2 separate regions of the Homo sapiens genome follow, and region 2 is linked to region 1. The links are chromatin contacts, found by Hi-C or POLR2A ChIA-PET in ENCODE. All regions are on one chromosome and are shown on one strand. The core of a region is the stretch at or near the end of the contact, and the rest is flanking DNA. Distances in the headings are between cores, read along the strand shown.

Region 1 (6,105 bases), core at 2,857-5,356:
ATGGTGCTATGATATGCTGTGTACGTTTCCACTCTCTCCAGATTGTAAGCTCTTCCATAGTAGAGCCTGGGCTTTCTTCAGTGCCACATTCCCACCAGTCTGGGGCAAAGCAGTGCCTGTACCTGTTAGCGTGCTGAATATACTGCAGCCTGAGCATGTGGAGCTCAGTTTCATGTGTTTATTTCAAGACAACAGGGCTGACTGGGCTTCCGGTCATTTCCGGTGATTTCTGGAAGTATCTTTTGATAATATCTAGCCCACTTGCTTGTGTTCTTTATAACTTCAAATAATGTTTATATAATGACAGAAAAAGTTTGGAGATTGTGGCAGTGGGATAAAGCACAGATTAGATGTCTAATTACTTTTAAAAAGTTGACTTTCAAGTTTGGCCAAAAAAAAAAAAAAACACTGTAAGAAATCGAGTTTGAACAGGATTCTTTGCAATATTATTTTCTTTTCGATTTTCTTCTGTGCAGGCTTGCAGTAAAGTATATATGCAATATGTTACTCTTGTCTGTCACATTCAGAAACCTGCCCCCCAACCCCCTCTTCTGTGCAGTCTCTCCAGTTTGACCTTGAGAAGTACTGTTTACAATTCAGTGAACCTGGGTCTCTCCCTTCTTGCTTCAAGCTCAGCAAATGGACAAGAAAAACCTGCAGAACTCGTTCAGCAATTTCAGACTATAAACAAGTAATCCAGAGGGAATAAGGGAATGACTGCAATTAAAGTCTTCTCTCCCAAGGTTGTCAACACTCTAGGTTGAGCAGTGGCCTGAGAAAGTTGCTCATTTCTCAGACAGGCTTGCTTAATGCAAGGTGCAATGGGCTATTATCTAATGTACCTTGCTTTATCAGAACACACATTTCTCTCTGTGTCTCTGTCTCTCTCTCTCTCACACACACACACACACACACACACACACACACACATATCTTCCATATTCACATATAAACACACACAGTTGCTATTGTCTCAGTCTGGATATAGTGGAAGGTGGAATATTATGATCTTACAAGGGAAAAAAAGCTTTTAAAGGGCAATTCAGGGCTGGGCGCAGTGGCTAATGCCTGTAATCCCAGCACTTTGGGAGGCTGAGGCCGGAGGATCACAAGGTCAGGAGATGGAGACCATCCTGGCTAACACCGTGAAACCCTGTCTCTACTAAAAATACAAAAATTAGCCGGGCATGTTGGCGGAATTAGCCGGGCATGGTGGCGGGCGCCTGTAGTCCCAGCTACCGGGGAGGCTGAGGCAGGAGAATGGTGTGAACCTGGGAGGCGGAGCTTGCAGTGAGCTGAGATTGCGCCACTGCACTCCAGCCTGGGAAACAGAGCGAGACTCCGTCTCAAAATAAATGAATAAATAGCAATTCAGGCCGAGCGCGGTGGCTCATGCCTGTAATCCCAGCACTTTGGGAGGCTGAGGTGGGCAGATCACAAGGTCAGGAGATCAAGACCATCCTGGCTAACATGGTGAAACCCCATCTCTACTAAAAATACAAAAAATTAGCCGGGTGTGGTGGCAGTTGCCTGTAGTCCCAGTTACTTGGGAGACTAAGTCTCAGGAGAATCACTTGAACCCGGAGGCAGAGGTTGCAGTGAGCACACTAGCCTGGGTGACAGAGTGAGACTCCATCTTAAAAAAAAAAAAAAAAAAAGGCAAGGCAATTCAATCTGGGGCAGAGTGGCTCAAATGCTTGGGAATTAAACAGAAAGGACAATTTAGTCAACAAATACAGGGTGGCTGTAATGTCATATGATATAATTTTCATATAGCACAGAGCTACATGATTTCATTTATAAATTTTGTACTATGATTCTTTCAGAGATACAAAAGAAATAGACAACATGGTTTCTGACTTCTAGTATCTGGCAATTATTTGAGGAGAAAGCACACTGAATATGTATGTTATTGAAGGAATGGATAATGTACATATTTAAGGAAATGATGAAGACCCCAGATGGATGGAACAGATAACACCTTTTAAACTGATTCAGAGTACAGAACTTTCAGGGTAGAAGGCAATGGCGAGGAGAAGATAGTATTCGACTTAGGTCTTGAGGGATGGATTTGGATGGCAGAATGAAAGGTGAAGACCATGCCAAGTTCAAGCCTGAACAGCAGAAGTGGGGATGAAGTGTACCATCTGGCTGGGGTAGTGCCTTTTCCTGGGGGGTGGTGGTGCCTTCATTGCAGAGTAAGGTGGAAGTGCTTGTGAGAAACTGAATAATGGCACGGTCAATTTTGTGGGCTTGGGTTCAAGACCTAGCTCTGCCACATTCTATCAGTAACTTGGGAAAATTAGCTTAATTTCCCTGAAACTCTTGTTCCTCTTCTGTAAAATGGGGTAATAAAATTGTCCACCTCATAGGTTATTTTGAAGATTAAACAGGATAATACATGTTAATGTGCAATGCTTGGCACATAGTAAGCATCCAACAGGTAAGAACTATTAAATTATGGCAAATCCTGAATGTCAAAAGAAATTATAAATTTCCCGATGTACTAGCATTCATCTTTTCTAAGTATTTGCATGTCACATAAAAATTTCTTCTCAGCCTATCACTTTTTTTTCTCTCCTGTCCCTGGTCCAAGCAATGTTGTCCACATCCTGAAGAACTGCTCCATGAGCCCACAGTAGGACACTCTGAGGCCTGGCTCACCAGACTACATATCATGAGTGAGCACTTGGAAGTTCTAATCTGAGTGATACGGATGACATGTTCTCTGTGCCTTTGAATATCTAGTTTCTCATCTATAACACGATCTTTGAAGCTATACAAGGAGAGAATCAATATCACCTGATCACCATCTTTCGCCCTTTGAAAGGCATAAAATTCTAAGTAAGAATACTACACATCATGCTGTGTATTTTACTGCATGCATGCTAAGCCTTTACCAAACATTTTTAAAGGAAAAGAAGAATAAATTAGGATAGGAGCATTCAAAGGAACCCATAAGATGTCCCCTTAAAGAAAGGATTTATGGATAAGGAAACAAAAGCCCAGGTGGCCGATGTGATATACTTGTGGTCACACAGAGGAGGAAGTCTCCTGAAGCAAACTCAAGGGCGCTTTGTACATCATACTAATCCTACTTGTTGATTTATAAAAGTATTAGCTTCTTTATTTTCTCCTTAATTAGGACAGAGAGTAATTATCATTATTGGGTCCAGAAAGAATTATGCCAATGTTCCAAGATTGTGCATGGAACATTTGTTATGCAAACTGCTGCCCTTCACACATAGAGAGTCCCCATAGGCTATGTCCTCCTCCCTGGGGCTGCCAATGTGTCTAAATTGCTGGGAGCATCTCCCCCAGGCTTATGAACATGAGCTGCTCCTTTGATGGGATTTTGATGGCCATGAAATATCATTTAGGAGAGGGGTTAATGCCTTTTTTGTTGTTGATCTTTCACCTTCAGGGAGCATGAGCCTCTGAGAGATCTGCTTTCACGCCATATTCACAGAAAGGTTTTGCTCAGCCTGAGCCAGGCGGTTGCTGACTGCCAGGGCCAGCGTGTGCCGACTGCTGCTGTGTTTCCCAGCGCTGCCAGCAGGATCTTATTCTTTGTATCTGCACCTCCCAAACAATTCTTCCGGGGCAGCTTTGTCTGTGCCCCTCTGCTGGGCTGAAGGGCTGGTGCTTAGGGATGCATGCATCCCGCCCTTTGCCCTCATGTCTGAGCTGTTCGAATCTGATTTCCAGGGCAATTGCAGTTTGGCGGCTCCCCGGGGCATCCTCTTGAGTGGCTGCTCTGCTGTTACTGTTTGGGAGGCCTCGGAAACTCCCTTGGGTAGTTTGTCAGATGGTCTGATGAGAATAGCAGGAGCCTGTTTTCCATAGTCAGATTGTCATTTTCATCATCATTTTTGTTGTTGAGTTTCCCTTTTTAAAAAATAAAATCATAAAACAGACATACTCTTTTCTAAACAAGTGTAGACTTTTACCATGAGGGTTGGAAGGGGCCTCACTGAGTAAATACCTCTTCTCTCACCCTCGTGTGATGGCTTCTTTGTTTTGAACTTGGGTGTGCCCAAGTGGTTTTACAACCTCCCTTGGGTATCAACAGTCCTTATCCTCTCACCATCTGATCTCTCTTCCTGCTTCTGGTCCTCAGAGGGTGGTCAGACAGTGCTCCCAAGAATGGGTTGAGGTTCTGAAGGTATGTGGGCACCTAAAGATCCTAAGCTGTCAAAATGACTGCTGTCCAGGAGAAACTGACCAGACCTAAGGTTCAATCTGGGGAAACTTGACGCAATAACAATTAGCAAGTACTAGGCATTTTGCTGTGTATCAGGCCTGGAGATCAGCAGTTTACGTGAGTGATTTTCACACATTCCAAGAAATAGTTTCTTCCATTATTTCCACTTTACAGGTGAGAATATTGAGGCTCTGAAAGGCTAAATGACTTGGCTGAAGCCACATACTTAGTGGCAGAGTCAGAATTCAGTCTCTAAGGCTTTTGAATTCCAGAACTCATACTTTTAGCCATGATGGTATACAGATTTAGTTCTGGGGTCTGGAGACCATTGACAGTCTTGGAAATAAACTGTGTCTCAATATAAATAAAGGACAGATATGGTTGTGTTCAGTTCTTGGACACATTCCTTCGAACTCCAAAGGACAAGAGGTTAACCTCATGACTTTGATAGAAAACAGAAGACAGGTTGTGAGGTTTCTTGGGTAATTCTGGGTATTTGGACACCTGTTCAGTTATTCTTGGATTCTGTGATGGGGGGTGGGGGGAATATGGGGAGGCTGAGGTCATTATTGCAAAAACCATTTCCTGAGCGCTTGACTTCAGGAAATGCTGTAGCATTAAAAATACCCATTGTGTGGGAGTGATAGAAGCATGACTCACGTTTAGCAATTGTGTCCATAGGTCACAAAGGATTTGGGGAACACAGGAGATATTCACACAAGACTGTGTCTGTGGGTGGTTCATTAAGAAATTTTTAGTAGGTTGAGAAGCATGGTCGCATTTCAAAAGGAGTGACATTTAAGATTCTCCATGGAAGCTATGAGACTTGGCTCATCATTCATACATTGATTAACAAATGTCAATTGTCCGCCTACTAAGTGCAGGTCCTTGTACTGGGTGCTTTGGGATTTTGCAAGAGGAATAAAGCGTGGCTCTTGCCCTTTAGTGCAGTGTTTATGAAGTGGTGACAATGAAATAGGCTGCTTTTAAAATTTCCCCTTTTTTCCCCCTTGACACTTTGACAAAAGGAAGACTATCCCTTAAAGAAAGACATTTTGTTTTATTTTCCAGGACAAATACTATCAAAAAATCAGGTTTGTTAACTCTCAGGCCTTGTGCCTAGGAAAATATGATTATCAGGATAAAAGATTCAGGGGCATGTCCTGGCTTAGGTACCTTTTGTTCACTGTAGGGTAGAGTACAGTGAACAGTGAATACAGGGTAGAGGGAATAGGAATTTTTTTTTGTTTGTTTTGAGATGGAGTCTTGCTCTGTCGCCCAGGATGGAGTGCAGTGGTATGATCTCGGCTCACTGCAACCTCTCTCTCTCAGGTTCAGGCAATTCTCCGCCTCAGCCTCCTGAGTAGCTGGGATTACAGGCACCCACCACGACACCTGGCTAATTTTTGTACTTTTAGTAGAGATGGGGTTTCACCATCTTGGCCAGGCTGGTCTTGAACTCCTGATCTCGTGATCCACCCACCTCGGTCTCCCAAAGTGCTGAGATCACAGGTGTGAGCCACTGTGCCTGGTCAGGAATTGTTAATTAAATACTCATGGTCTTTTAAACTGGGCCAGAGGATTCTTTTTTTTGGCTTTGTTTAATATTTTGTATAAAATTGATGCATAGTAAACATGACACTAAAATACATGTACATTATGAAGTCTGATAATATAATGATCACCTGTGAAACCACCACCCAACCTAAGTACCATAATAGTTTCAATGACTTGCATTTCTTTTCATATTCTTCCTCTGTCCTTCCACCCCATCTCTGGCCTCCCCTCCTTAAAGATAGCCACTACCTTAGAATTTGCACTTACTGGATAGAGTTTAGACATTTCTTTTTTTTTTTTTTTTTTTTGAGACAGAGTCTCACTGTGTCACCCAGGCTAGAGTG
Region 2 (6,665 bases), core at 299-2,798, 470 kb after region 1:
ACATGTATGTGTGTATACATACATTCATATATATATGTGTGTATATACAATTATTGATCCTCTATTTAGTTTCACTGACTTCTGCTACTACTTATGGGCTCCACCAGCTATTTGATTCAGGAGTCTAAGAGAGACTTGAATTGGTTGTGGAGGGGAAGAAAACTCTGAGCAATTATAGATTCTAAATTAACCTTAGCTTCCAAATTCTCTCTTTCAAATATTTTGATCCTGTGACATTATACTCATCCTCAAAGTGAGCCACAGTCTTTTCCAGTGGATGCATCTCTTGTATCACTTAACATGACTAGCCATTAGAGAAGTTTCTTTGTGTTCAGTTAGATACTAGAGACTCCATGCATCTCATGACCATGCACTCTTTCTGTAGTAAGTAGCTAGAGAAAGCAGCAGGGTAGTATGTTGCTTATCAGAGAAGTTAATATATCCATCTTCTCTCCCCTCATTTCTTTTGCTCAAATGAAATTTGGTATTTTGATAACTAAGACACAATTTTACTTATATCTATATTTTGATAACTGGACACACTTTTACTTACATCTATACTAAAATTTGAATATCAGTTATGGGGATTTGCTAGCAATTATGCCAACAAAATAGTAGAATGACATCCATGCATATCAAAAAAGCACAACTGACATATTTAGAAACATCTCCTATTAATCCAGGTTCATTTCAACCTGAATTCTATTTAAAGTCATGAAAAAAAAGCAAGACACAACAATTATTTAATCCGAAATGTGATGTACAGTAATGATTCTCTTTCATCCTAGGACAACACATTTCATACGTGTAAGTGACTAAAGGGCAATGACTCTTTATGGATTTTCCCTTTGGTGACCTTTACAAAAAGTCTAAGGTAAAGTTCTAACTCAGTTCATTCTACCTCCCCCTCACTGCTCTAAAAGAAGTATTGGGGAGGTGTCATTTCTACAAATCAAGTTCTGACTCAGTGCCAAAAAATTTTTAAGGAACAGAATTCTATATGCAGATTGCCTAGCCCAAGACAACTTTATAGTCACCAGGACATTTTTTTTGGAGGTGGGAGGGTGCAGTTCTCTGTTAAATTTTATTATTACATAAAACATAGCCTCTTCTCTTTTTTTTTCTGTACTTGAAAAAGCAGAAACTTTTTGTCATCACATAAACTTATGGAGTCATAGAATCTTAGGATTGTAAGGGACATTATAATGTAGTCAACATTAGAAATCAGCTACTTTAAACTCTTGCTAAATGCTCCCACTCCCCAACTCTGCTGTATTTTTTTTTCCTTTAGCTGAGAATTGATTTAAGGGAATGCAAGATTCTGTGAATGCCTGAACTCTGTTTCATGTCCTACTTCTGTCTTCCTCTGCAATTTGTTTAAATGACTTTGCCAGGAGGACTTTCCAGAGGTGGGGTTTTGTTCTTGAACTCATGTGAGAACACATTCGTGCCCTACATTCTGAGGGGAGGTGATCTCGGCGGGGATTTTTTTGCTCATGGAAGAAAAATATATGAGCGCATTTTTTTCTACTGGGCACAGCTGGTAGTTCCCTACTGACTGGTGTTTGTTTTGAAGTCACGTGGCAAAGGGGGTTTCTGCCAATGTTTACTCATTACACATTCAAATATGACACCCTGACGCCCATTCACAGTAGAACTTCAATGTTGCTATCCAATTCTCTTGCCAGAAACGGAAAGTTTATTCCCAGAGTGAAAGTTGCTCTCTTCGCAAATGCAGAGGGTTTAGTGCTCAACAGTGATAGTTGAGAATTGTTGGTTTTTAAATATTAAATTTATTGAATTATTTAATTTTTACATGATTTAAGTGGACTGCTTGGCTCATTATACCTAAAATAATTCTTAGTCAGTACCGCATTTATTAAAGAATAACTTTATGCTACAAGGAAGGGAGGCTGACAACCACTTTATACATTACTACCCTGATATAACTGAAATAATTTTATGCCTATTTGGGGCCCCTCCCTGTGAAAGGATGATACACACCTGCCATATTGCATGTGGGCAATGCTGTGACTTGCTTTGGCCAATGAAATAAGGGTGAAAGCCACTTTCTATCAGAAGCCCTAGAAGCCAGTGTGAGGTCCATCAATTGCACTTTTCACACTGCCACATTACTGGCAATGATCCAGATAGAGGCTGTTCTGTCCGCTAAGTCCTGGAGTAAACACAAAGCAGACCAAACCCACAGCAGACAAGGAACATGAACAAGAAATCAATCTTTATTATAGTGAGCTCCTGAGATCTGAAGGCCATTTATTACTGCAATACAATCTAATACAACCTAGCTCATTCTGACCAATGAAGATTGTACATTGGAAAGAGCAGAAAGATCCTAAGATAAATCCTGGTTCTGCCATTAAATAATGATGTGAACTTGGACATTTGGAAAGTACCAATGACTTTGACAACTTGAACCTCAGTTTCCTCTTGTGAGAAATGGACATAATAACCATTCCCTTCCTGATCATACAGAATGGTATGGGGCTAAAATCTCATCATTTATGTTGTAAATAGTACACTGGAAAGAACTATTGCCTATATAAAAGTAAGGCACTAAAATTATAATTTCCTTTTTTAGTGAGTCGCGTGTACTGATCTTCACCTCTTTTCAACTTTCTAGTAAATAGATGTTCTGAAGTGTATCCTCGTTATAAAGTTTTAGAAGTAATCAAACACAGATAGTCATACTTTCCCGAGAATGGCACTCCTGACTATAGTGGACCATTCTTTTTTAAAAATCTAGCTTTGAGATGAATGGATACACGTGGAGTGCTGCTGAGACATATGGACACTTGCCTGGCCAGGCCAATCTGCCCGATTATCTTTTCTGAGCCATGAGCATATCATGTTCTGGCCAAACTGCTTTTGCATTCTGAAAGAACATTGTAACAGACAGAGAATACTGTTATTTATTTTACCAGGAAGAATTAGATAGTGAAAAGAGCATTAGCTTTAGAAACAGGCAGACTCAGCCCATAGTAGTCACTCAATAAATATTTGTTGAATAAATAAACAATCAGTTCAAATCTCACCAACGATTTCTAACTGTGTGGTCTTGTGCAAGATATTTAACCTCTCTGAGTGTCAATTTTATTATAATTCCTACCTTAAAAAGCTTTTTTTCTTTAAAGATTAAGGAAATGGTAGATGTACAAGGTCTATCAAAGTACCTAGTACAGATTGAATAAATGTGAACCTTTAGTTAATTAGCCATGTTCTTTTCTGGAGTGGGTGACCAATTTATAGAAAAAAAAGTGGGCTTTAGGGCTTGTTTGCAGGGCTTCATTGGTGAATGAAGTCTCTAGATTCCTTCTGAAAAAATCAATAGCATTTTGACAAGACTATACCTTCTTTGCCACAGAAGCAATACTATGTAAGTGCACCCGAGGAAAGCATTTCAAATGCTTTTGATGCACAAAAGCTTCAAGGACTCTGCCTTTGAAAAGTTTTCCTAACAAAAGGAACCACACAGCCTCCCACTGCCTGGTTTCTAGATTGGTTTTCCATCTCCTCTCAACCATACTGCCTTTATCTCTCAGTTCCTGTATCTGCCTCTTTAATATACTTGCAGGTGCTTGAAAGACCCTTCTGCAGGTGTTTCTTAGTATCAAACTTAGGAATTTATATGAGCAACAAAAAGATAGATGGCAAACTTTTAACTGATCTGCATCAACAAAGGAAGAAGAGAAGAAGCATTGGCCGGAAGCCTATTATATACATGCTGCTTTTCCAGATATTTATCATTTCATTTAATCCTCACAGCAGCTCTGCGAGATACATGACTTTATTTATTTATTTTTGCTGTGGTGATTTTAAAATGAGGATAACAAAATACAAAGAAGTTTAGGAATTTGTTCAAGGTCACATAACTAGTAAGTGGCATAGCTAGGAGTTGAATGCCAGTCTGTTTTTTTTCCAAAACCATGTTCTTTTCCTCACATTACCCTTCCTCACTGTTTACGGACTATTCACTACCTCAATGCATGATGCAACAAAGACGTCTGACAGCTTGCTGTGTTGTGGAGAGAGCCTTCAGAGCCAGGGGACCTGGGTTCTTGCACTGATAATGTCATTTACTAATTATGTGGCCTTGGGCAGATTACTTATCATCTCTGAGCTGCAAGTGCTTCATTAGTAAAAAGAGAAAAATTACCTCTTTCAAGGCAATGTCATTGTGAGGACGAGAGACAGTATATGTAGAGTGCCTGGCATAGGGTAGACATTCAATTAATGGAAGTTACTGATATTATTATTATTGTTACCCTTAATAAAGAATCCCTGAATAGGATGACGAATTCTACATAGCTGTACCTAATAAGTGTCCAATGGGTGAAACAGATATGAGTATTTGAAAGGAGGTGCAAGCAGGGAGATTGTTTTCTTGTTAGAGTAAAGTAACTGGGACAAGACTGAAACTTAATCACTAGACACTGTAAAGTCCACCAGGGCAGAGATTGGGCCTGCATTTCTTTTTCTTAGCATTGTCTTTCTAGGACCTAGGACAATGGGTAGCAAGCACAAAGTAGGTGTTCAATAAGAGTGTGTTGATTGAATGAAGGGAAGTTTGCTCTTAAAAGATGGATTTTGAAGGAGTATAAAGGAGGCTGAAGGGAATGCAAAAGGTGACTTAAAAAGGTAGGGTGGTGATATGGTTTGGCTGTGTCACCACCCAAATCTCATCTTGAATTCCCATGTGTTGTGGGAGGTACCCAGTGGGAGGTAATTTAATCATGGGGGCAGGTCTTTCCTGTGCTGTTCTCGTGATAGTGATAAGTCTCATGAGATCTGATGATTTTATAAAAGGGAGTTTCCCTGCACAACCTCTCTTACTTTGTCTGCTGCCATGTGAGCTGTGCCTTTCACCTTCCACCATGATTGTGAAGCCTTCCCAGACATGTGACACAGTAAGTACTTTAAACCTCTTTACTTTGTAAATTGCCCAGTCTCGGGTATGTCTTTATCAGCAGCGTGAAAATGGACTAATACAGGTGGTCAGAAAACATAGCATTTATAGGAGACAAAAGTGAAACAGTATGGCTGGAGAAAAGATATGGTTGTACAAGTAAATTGGGGGTCATGGAAAATGGGAGTTTCAAATACAGCCTGCCAAGTGTGCGAAGGAAGCCTAATTCAACAATCCATCAATGCAGAGACCAACGTTTGTCCTTATTATAAATTAATTATAGTACTAACTCATCTACTTATTGTGGGAATTAAATATTACATGTGAAAAGCCTGGCATAGAGCCTGGCACATAGCAGGCACTCAGAAAATTAGTTTTTTTTTTACCAATATCAACTTATTATTTATTACTTATGATGACATTTTGGTAAGTGATGTGAGCAGAAGGAACATTGTGGAGATCAGAGAAACAGACCAAAAAGACAGTGGATGCTGATATTTATCAAGAACCTATAGGTATAAAGTACTGTCCAGGCCCTCCAGAGGACACAGAAATAAAACTTCCTCCTTCTACTTCTTGTAACACCAAGATGTCCCTCAGGGACCTTGTTGCTGGGTGTAGAGTTAAAGTCTGCACAATGGATATACTATTAATAGCCAGTTTCATAAGTTGATCTTGGGGGCCCCTTCCCATGACATCTCCCAACACATCAGTTTCTCTTTTGCACCCAGCTGCCATCCTATGGATAAAAATGGGAGTAGGAACAGGTAGGGCCTGGCCTTTATCCAAATGTGTCTCAGTTACTAAAGTAACTAAATTATGTGATCAATTTGAGATTACAAGATTGGACTAAAATTTATTTGGATATTTTTTCCTGTTGGTAGCAGGTCTTGTGAGGAGGAACACAGAAGTTGTAGACTAAAGAAAGAACAGATTTAGAACAAGTGTTCTCTGCATAGTTGAGTATTGCCTTAGCTATTTTATGACCTGCCATGTGAATATTTCAATAACTATAATACAAAGTAGAAAGTGATAAACACAGAGTACATAAATGCCATGGGAATCCAGAGGAATTATTTCAGCTAATTCAGGAAAGGCTTTCTGGAGGAGACAAAATTGGAGCTGTTTTTCTCTTCAACGTTTGACTTTGAAAAATTTAAAACATACAGAAAAATGAAAACAAATCATAAAATGAACACCCATATACCCTTCAATGAGATTCAGCATTTAGTAATCTCTTGGTATATTTGTGCTCCCTCTCACTATATAAATATATATATATTTGTATATATAAGATACAAATTTTATAATTTTTGGTACCATTTGGGAGTAAGTTGCAGATATCATTACACTTTGTTTCTAATTACTTCAGAGTGCATTGTTTTTTTAATGAACAATGACTTTCTCCTATGCAACCACAACATCATTATCATAATCACCAAAGAAAATTGAGGAAACACAACCAGAGTTAGATTTTGGAAGAAAGGTAGAGTTTGGATTTTTGATGACAGTGTTAAGTGCCTCTTGGGTGGAGGACACAGAATGATTCCAGGCACAGATACAGGGGCCTACTTTAATCCCTCCATTTGATGAGAAACTGCTGTAGACCAGAAAGCTGAAATGATTTGCTAAAGTTTGGAAAGAGCTGGGACCAGAAACCACATTTCCTGATTCCTTTTGCATTGCTCTTCACTACCCTCCTCTTCCGGCATGGCACTAAATTTAGAATATGACACTCTTG

Evidence for each region. A loop is a pair of places that touch in the nucleus more often than their neighbours do. ChIA-PET counts read pairs that join two places held with the same protein, here RNA polymerase II (POLR2A). Pooled maps may share reads with other maps.
Region 2: a loop to region 1 is called in a pooled map, with 4 times the contacts of the local background. The contact joins two enhancer-like sites. A Hi-C loop is called at or near these places in 1 of 168 maps with a recorded cell type or tissue (Calu3), 1 of 37 single-sample maps with no recorded cell type and 6 of 50 pooled maps. POLR2A ChIA-PET finds 5 or more read pairs at or near these places in 1 of 52 experiments (GM10248).

Annotation. Positions count from the first base shown.
Region 1 is chr12:92,538,137-92,544,241 of GRCh38, reverse strand. No RefSeq gene overlaps it. Among named protein-coding and RNA genes, the nearest start is that of LINC02397, 75 kb to the right of the region's middle. RefSeq lists an enhancer at 5,094-5,143. Within about 2 kb of position 4,106, at least 19 of the 41 ENCODE cell types and tissues checked have a DNase peak (open chromatin) inside an H3K27ac peak, as active enhancers do.
Region 2 is chr12:92,060,119-92,066,783 of GRCh38, reverse strand. All of the region lies in intron 1 of LINC01619 (long intergenic non-protein coding RNA 1619), which reads left to right. Among named protein-coding and RNA genes, the nearest start is that of LINC01619, 79 kb to the left of the region's middle. Within about 2 kb of position 1,548, at least 10 of the 41 ENCODE cell types and tissues checked have a DNase peak (open chromatin) inside an H3K27ac peak, as active enhancers do.